Linked DNA regions of Homo sapiens: region 1 is linked to region 2. The links are chromatin loops, found by intact Hi-C in ENCODE. Cell type or tissue: Calu3. All regions are shown on one strand. Each heading gives the region's core, and the rest is flanking DNA. Links, peaks and the distances in the headings are about the cores only.

Region 1 (2,923 bases), core at 133-2,632, 370 kb before region 2:
TTCATTTATTCATCACACACTTATTTTACTCTACTGCTCAATGAGTTTCCATTGAGCACTGGCATTCCAGTTTTGAGTGGGAGGTCATAAAGTGTGAAGTATTGATAATAATGCTCTGGATCAAGCTTGTCCAACCCATGGCCTGCCTGTGGCCCAGGACGGCTTTAAATGTGGCCCAACACAAATATGTAAACTTTCTTAAAACATTATGAGATGGTTTTTTTTTATGATTTTTTTTTCTTAGCTTATCAGCTATCATTAGTGTTACTGTGTTTTATGTGTGGCCCAAGACAATTCTTCTTCCAATGTGGCTCAGGGAAGCCAAAAGATTGGACACGCCTACTCTAGATGCTTTGGCATCTGAGCTGCTTTACCTTTTTCAAATATACATGAAACCAGTTTGCACGCAATCAGCAAAATTGCCCTTTCTCCTCTTTATTAGGATGATTTGCAACTAAAAGAAACCTTAAGCCAAAATGGGCTTGAAGAGTAAGGAAATGCATTACTTCATATAGCAAGAAGTCCAGAGGTTATGGAGACTCCAGGGCAGGTTGGCTCTGTGGCTCAGCAATGTCATAAAGACAGAGCTTCTTTTCATCTCTGTCTGTTTTGTCATCTTCAGTGTTGGCTTCATCCTCTGGTTGTTAGCAAAATGGCCCAGCAGTTTGCAGAGTAGCCTCCTGAAGCAGCAGTGACCAAAAGAATAAGAGAGTGTTGCTGTTCTGGGAATCTTAAGTACAATAAAATTCTCCCAATGCCTCCCCAGCTCCCCCAGAAGCCTTTCCCTCATGCCTCACTGACTGAAGCTGCATGTATGTCCATTCGTGAACTACTCATTGGAAGAAGTCCTGGGAAGAGCTTGATTTGCTCAGACAAGTGGTTTCCAACCTTTTATTTCTTAAACTTCTTGGCACATATAGAAATCTATAATATTTGTCTGACGAACTGGGATACATGTTCAGAACTGCTTAAGGCAGCAGTGAACGATCTGAGACCCTAGGCTCTGTGGGGTGGTGACAGCAATGTCTCAGTCACACCTGGAATACATTTGTTATATACTGGTGTGGGAGGGCAGGACTTCACAGACTTTAATATGTACGTGAATCATCTGACAGATGTTGTTTCAGTGCACATTGTGATTGAGTAGGTCTGGGGAAAGGAGATAGCCTGCAATTCTAACAGCTGCCAGATGAGGGCAAAGCTGCTGGTCTGCAGATTACACTTTGAGATGCTAGTGTGTATTAACTAGTGGGAAGGTTTTTTCGTAGGCTGATCACCTAGGGTGGAATGCTTGTTGAGGAGTAAATAAGAATGTCCCCTATATACACTTAATGTTACTCTCTTTTTGATACCTAATTTGACAAAAGTATAATTAATTTTAAATAAAATGTTGAGATGGGAAAATTAAGTAATGTTTTAAGTCACATATCAGAAAGTCTCATCTGCAATGGAAAAATTGGCCTAATACTTTCTCTATGAGGATGCAAGTTGCATTGACCAGGGCTCTTCCTTGACACTTACATTTTTGGCAAAGGGATGATTCTATCTTGCAAGCTATTTTCTGTAAACAACCTTCATGCCTCACTCAAATGATAAATAAGGAAACCCCAAATCAGATAAGCAATACATGCATACAACACATGTTTCTCCTTCTGTTTTCTCTGACCTCTGTAACTATGTAAGCCTCTTTGGGTTATTTATGAATGATTTAAAGGCATAGTAAAATTATGCACATATTAATGAGTGCTCATAAGAATGCTAATGAAGAAAACTAAGCCTAATATTTTCTATAGATTTCTCCAGAATGTTTTGATCCAAGTTAAACCTTCTGTAGACTATTGAAGTTGAAACACCTTTTAGTAATGCTTGTAACAATAGCAGCTGGCAGGGAGAAGTAGAGCTGCATATTATTTTGCAGGAAAGTGAAATAAGAGCCTGTATTTATGAAAAGAAATCCCAGTGAAAATTGTCATTTAAGGAGATTTATATATTTAGATTTAGATATACAGTTGCTATAAAAAGTTTAAAAAGCCCCAGAGGGATGATACATTCAGAAGAGGTGAGGGTAGAATCTTAGCAAGTGCAAGGCAATGAGACATCAAACACTTAAAGCTTGGTTTAGTATGTACATACCCATCTAGTTATTTGCTATTGTTCTACTGTTTTGCATGTGTCTCTCCTGGTTTGTCCTCTAAACTTGAAGATGCTAGAAGGCATGTGTCTTATCTTCTATCGCCATTATGAGTCTCCAAGGGCTGAGCACTTGGAACCACATGAGGGAAAGTCTGTGTGCCTCCAAACAAAAAAGAAAAGAAAAAATAAAAGCTTCAGAGGCAAATAGATTTGTGTGTGTGGAGGGGTGGGGGGTGGGGGTGGGGGCGGTGGGTAGAACTTTTGACATAGTGAAAATATTACATTATTTTCTCTGAGTAAATTGAGTCACTGGAAAATAGTTAGCATGTATATTTAGATACTTTATTTTCAGATTCCGTTTTTGGCCTTATATGAACTTCCCTATGGATTCTTTATGGTGTTTACATTACCCTCTACATCAGTCAGAGCTAGAAACCAGACAGGAAGCATCAAGCCCTGTGAAAGAGAGTAAAAGGGGAAAAGTTTGATTCAGTCCTTTTAATGTATCGGTGTGGTCAAAAGAGATTGGACCTTTTTATTGACTACTGAATTGCTAATTCTGTGTATTTGTCAACTTTTAAAATGTTGGTTTTTATGTAGTTGATTAGGCCATGTCTATATGAAACTGAAACAAATGGCAAGTTCAATAAAGTCCAGGGAAAATAATTTATGAAAATAGAACATTTACTGGTTTGAATGTAAGACCTATCTGGATCTGTCTAGATTCTGGCTCCTCACCCTTGGGATTACAGGGATTAATATTTAAGTCTCCCATGTCTAAGAGATCAAA
Region 2 (2,923 bases), core at 192-2,691:
ATGGGTCTAAAGGCAATACTCTTTGGGGTTTCTCCAAACTTTGGCTTCTTTCATTGAAGACCATTGAAGTAATGAGGAACCTCTGGGTCAAACGCCAGACAAGTTGTCTTGCAGCAAGGCAAGCTGGTCTGCTAGAGCCAGTGCCCTACAACCCTACAACCCTTTAGAATTGTTTCCTTCCTAGTATCCAGTGCTTTTCTGTAGATATGAGCCATCCATTCACAGAGGCTGTGGTGTGAACATTCATTCTCTAAAATAGGACACCTTTCCCAGGATCTCATGTATTTTATTTTAAAAGAATCTGCAATTTAAACCAAAGGAATAAATTTGCTAATCATGGAATTTCTAGCACACTGGAAAAATACATGGGGACAGGAATTTTCTTGATATAAACCTGTACTAGTTTCCTAGAGTTACCATTTCAAAAGGCCACAAATTTGGTAGCTTAGCATGATAAGAATTTATAATATTTACTTAGAGTTGTGGCATACAGGATTCTGAAATTAGGGTGTTGGCAGAACCACGCACCTCCCAGAAGCTCTAGAGGGGAATCCTTCCCTGCCTCTTCAGGCTTCTGGCGGCTCGGGTGTTCCTGGGTTTGTGATCACGCCACTGCAATCTCTGCCCCTGTCTTCATATGGCCGAATCCTCTCTGTCACACATCTCCCTGTGCCTTTCTAAGGACACTGGCCATTGGATTTAGAACTCACCTGGATAATACAGGATGAGCTCATCTCAGGATTCTTAACTTCATTACGTCTTCAAATACCTTTTGTTTTCTTTTCTAAATTAGGTCACATTCACGGGTTCTATGTGGACATATTTTGGGAGGGCTTCCATTAACTCACTATGAAATTCTCATGCATTCATAAACTAAAGGCAGATGTAGGAAGAGGGAAGTGGTGAGCACTGGAGTCCCTGCTGTGACCTCCTGCCTGTGCGAAGGCCATGACTGTTAGTCCAACATTGCAGACCTCTCGAAACTTGGCAATGCTCCTCATAGGAGAGGAACTTCACGTGTCAAGGAGAGATGGGGAGGGGAGCAACTGCATTTGAGAACATGAAGAGAAGGTTATTGTGACACTTTGCAGGGAAGCTTTAGCCACATTGAAGCAGAGTAAAGAATAAATCTTCTCTCTTTACTTTTCAAGACCCATAATTTCCTCACAACCATACCTGGAGATTAGTTTAGGACCTAAAATCTAAATTGTATTATTTTTCCCTACCCAAAGGAGACACAGAGCTATTAATAATCGACTGCTTATTAAATCTTAAGTATTTTAATAATATTACTCCGTTTTACTTCATTTTTCTTTCCCTTGTAAGAAAAATAACATTCACACCCATTATATAAATGTGAACACTGAGGCCTTGTGATGTTAAGCAACTTGCCAGGATCTCATAGATAGGAATTAGAGGAGCTGAGACACATAGAGTCCATGCTCTTTCTAGCCCGGGAGTCCATCTAGAACAGTCCTGGCCCTCTAAGTTGACTGCCTTAACATGACTGAATTTCCTCCTTTTCTCCTGAAACAGCGGTAAAACATCCTTTAACAGCAGCCAGAGAAGCTTGGGCTGAGGGAATAGATTTTCCTTTTGCTTACACTGTACTGCCATCTAGTGGCTACATAGTTAATTACAAATAATACCTTTTCTGGTGTCTTCATTCTTTTTTTGGGGGGGGTATTGGTAATTAATTGATATTTAAATATTGCTTCTAAACATTGTGATTCTATAAAAATCTACATCAACTTCATTCCTTTGCTTCCATATATGCACGCACCGCTTCTCCTGTACACCTCTCCTACATATGTGTACCCCACTTGGTCATATTTTGTGTAGCAGATAAGTGAGTTAGGCCTACCTTCAGTGCTCAGAATATGACTTGAAACATCCAGAAATTAAAATTGTATGCAAACACACCACATGCTCCCCATCCTCCCTCCTCATGGAACTGTGCTCCTTCGGCATGATCTAAATAAAGCTTGTCCAACCTGTGGCCCACAGGCCATATGCGGCTTAGGACAGCTCTCAATGTGGCCAAATTCATAAAGTTTCTTAAAACATTGTAAGTATTTTTGCAATTTTTTAAGCTCATTAGCTATCGTTAGTGTTAGTATATTTTATGTGTGGCCCAAGACAATTCTTCCAATGTAACCCAGGGAAGCCAAAAGATTGGATACCCCTGGTAAATTGACAGAAATGTTAGGATAGACTTGCTTTTGATCATGTTTTTAGATCTGCATACACAATTTTTGTCCCACCAAAGATGACGTATGCACTAAGCCATGGCAGAACTGCCTCTGGTACTGATTGCCCAGCGCACGTGCTGGAATGAGATCACCCATTGAGGGATGTGTGCTGAGTGCCTCTGTGTACAAGTTGAGCGGAAGGAGGTCTCACCGCCCCATTATAAAATATACATTCTGAAGCTGCAAGACACCAACCAGTGCTAGTATTAATCATCTAATGTGGCTGTTGTAACAAATTACCACAAATTTAGTGGCTTAAAACAACGCACTTTTATTATCTTACTGTTCTGGAGGTCAGAAATTTAAAATAGGTTTCACGGGCCGAAAACCAAGGTGTCGGCATGCTGGTGTCTTCTGGAGGCTCTAGGGGAGCGTCTGTTCCCTCACCTCTTCCGGCCTCTGGAGGTTGTCTGCATTCTTTGGCTTAGGGCCCCTTCTTCTATCTTCAAAACCAGCAACATGGCTCCAGTCCTACTCACATTGCTATCTTTCTGGTTTGCTCTCTTTTGTCTTTCTCTTCTCCACTGAAAAACCCTTGCTGGTTATATTGAGACCACTTACAGTAATCCAGGATAAAGTCCCATCTGCCTATTTTAAGGGTAGCTGATTAACAACCCTAATTCCATCTGTGACCTTAATTCCCCTTTGCCATGGAACATAAGATATTCACA

What was found. Hi-C counts contacts between places; a loop is a spot of excess contacts. Peaks named below come from ENCODE experiments on the same cell type or tissue, not always from the same donor. Only the 100,000 strongest peaks of a DNase experiment are listed, where the experiment ranks them.
Region 1: it touches region 2 in a loop (13-fold over the local background); 48 of 110 quality-filtered maps call a loop at or near these places.

Annotation. Positions count from the first base shown.
Region 1 is chr2:137,466,269-137,469,191 of GRCh38, forward strand. All of the region lies in intron 15 of THSD7B (thrombospondin type 1 domain containing 7B), which reads left to right. Among named protein-coding and RNA genes, the nearest start is that of HNMT, 500 kb to the right of the region's middle. In Calu3, for the core only: no CTCF peak of the experiment used is centred there; a DNase peak (open chromatin) is centred at 1,193.
Region 2 is chr2:137,837,060-137,839,982 of GRCh38, forward strand. No RefSeq gene overlaps it. Among named protein-coding and RNA genes, the nearest start is that of HNMT, 130 kb to the right of the region's middle. In Calu3, for the core only: no CTCF peak of the experiment used is centred there; no DNase peak of the experiment used is centred there.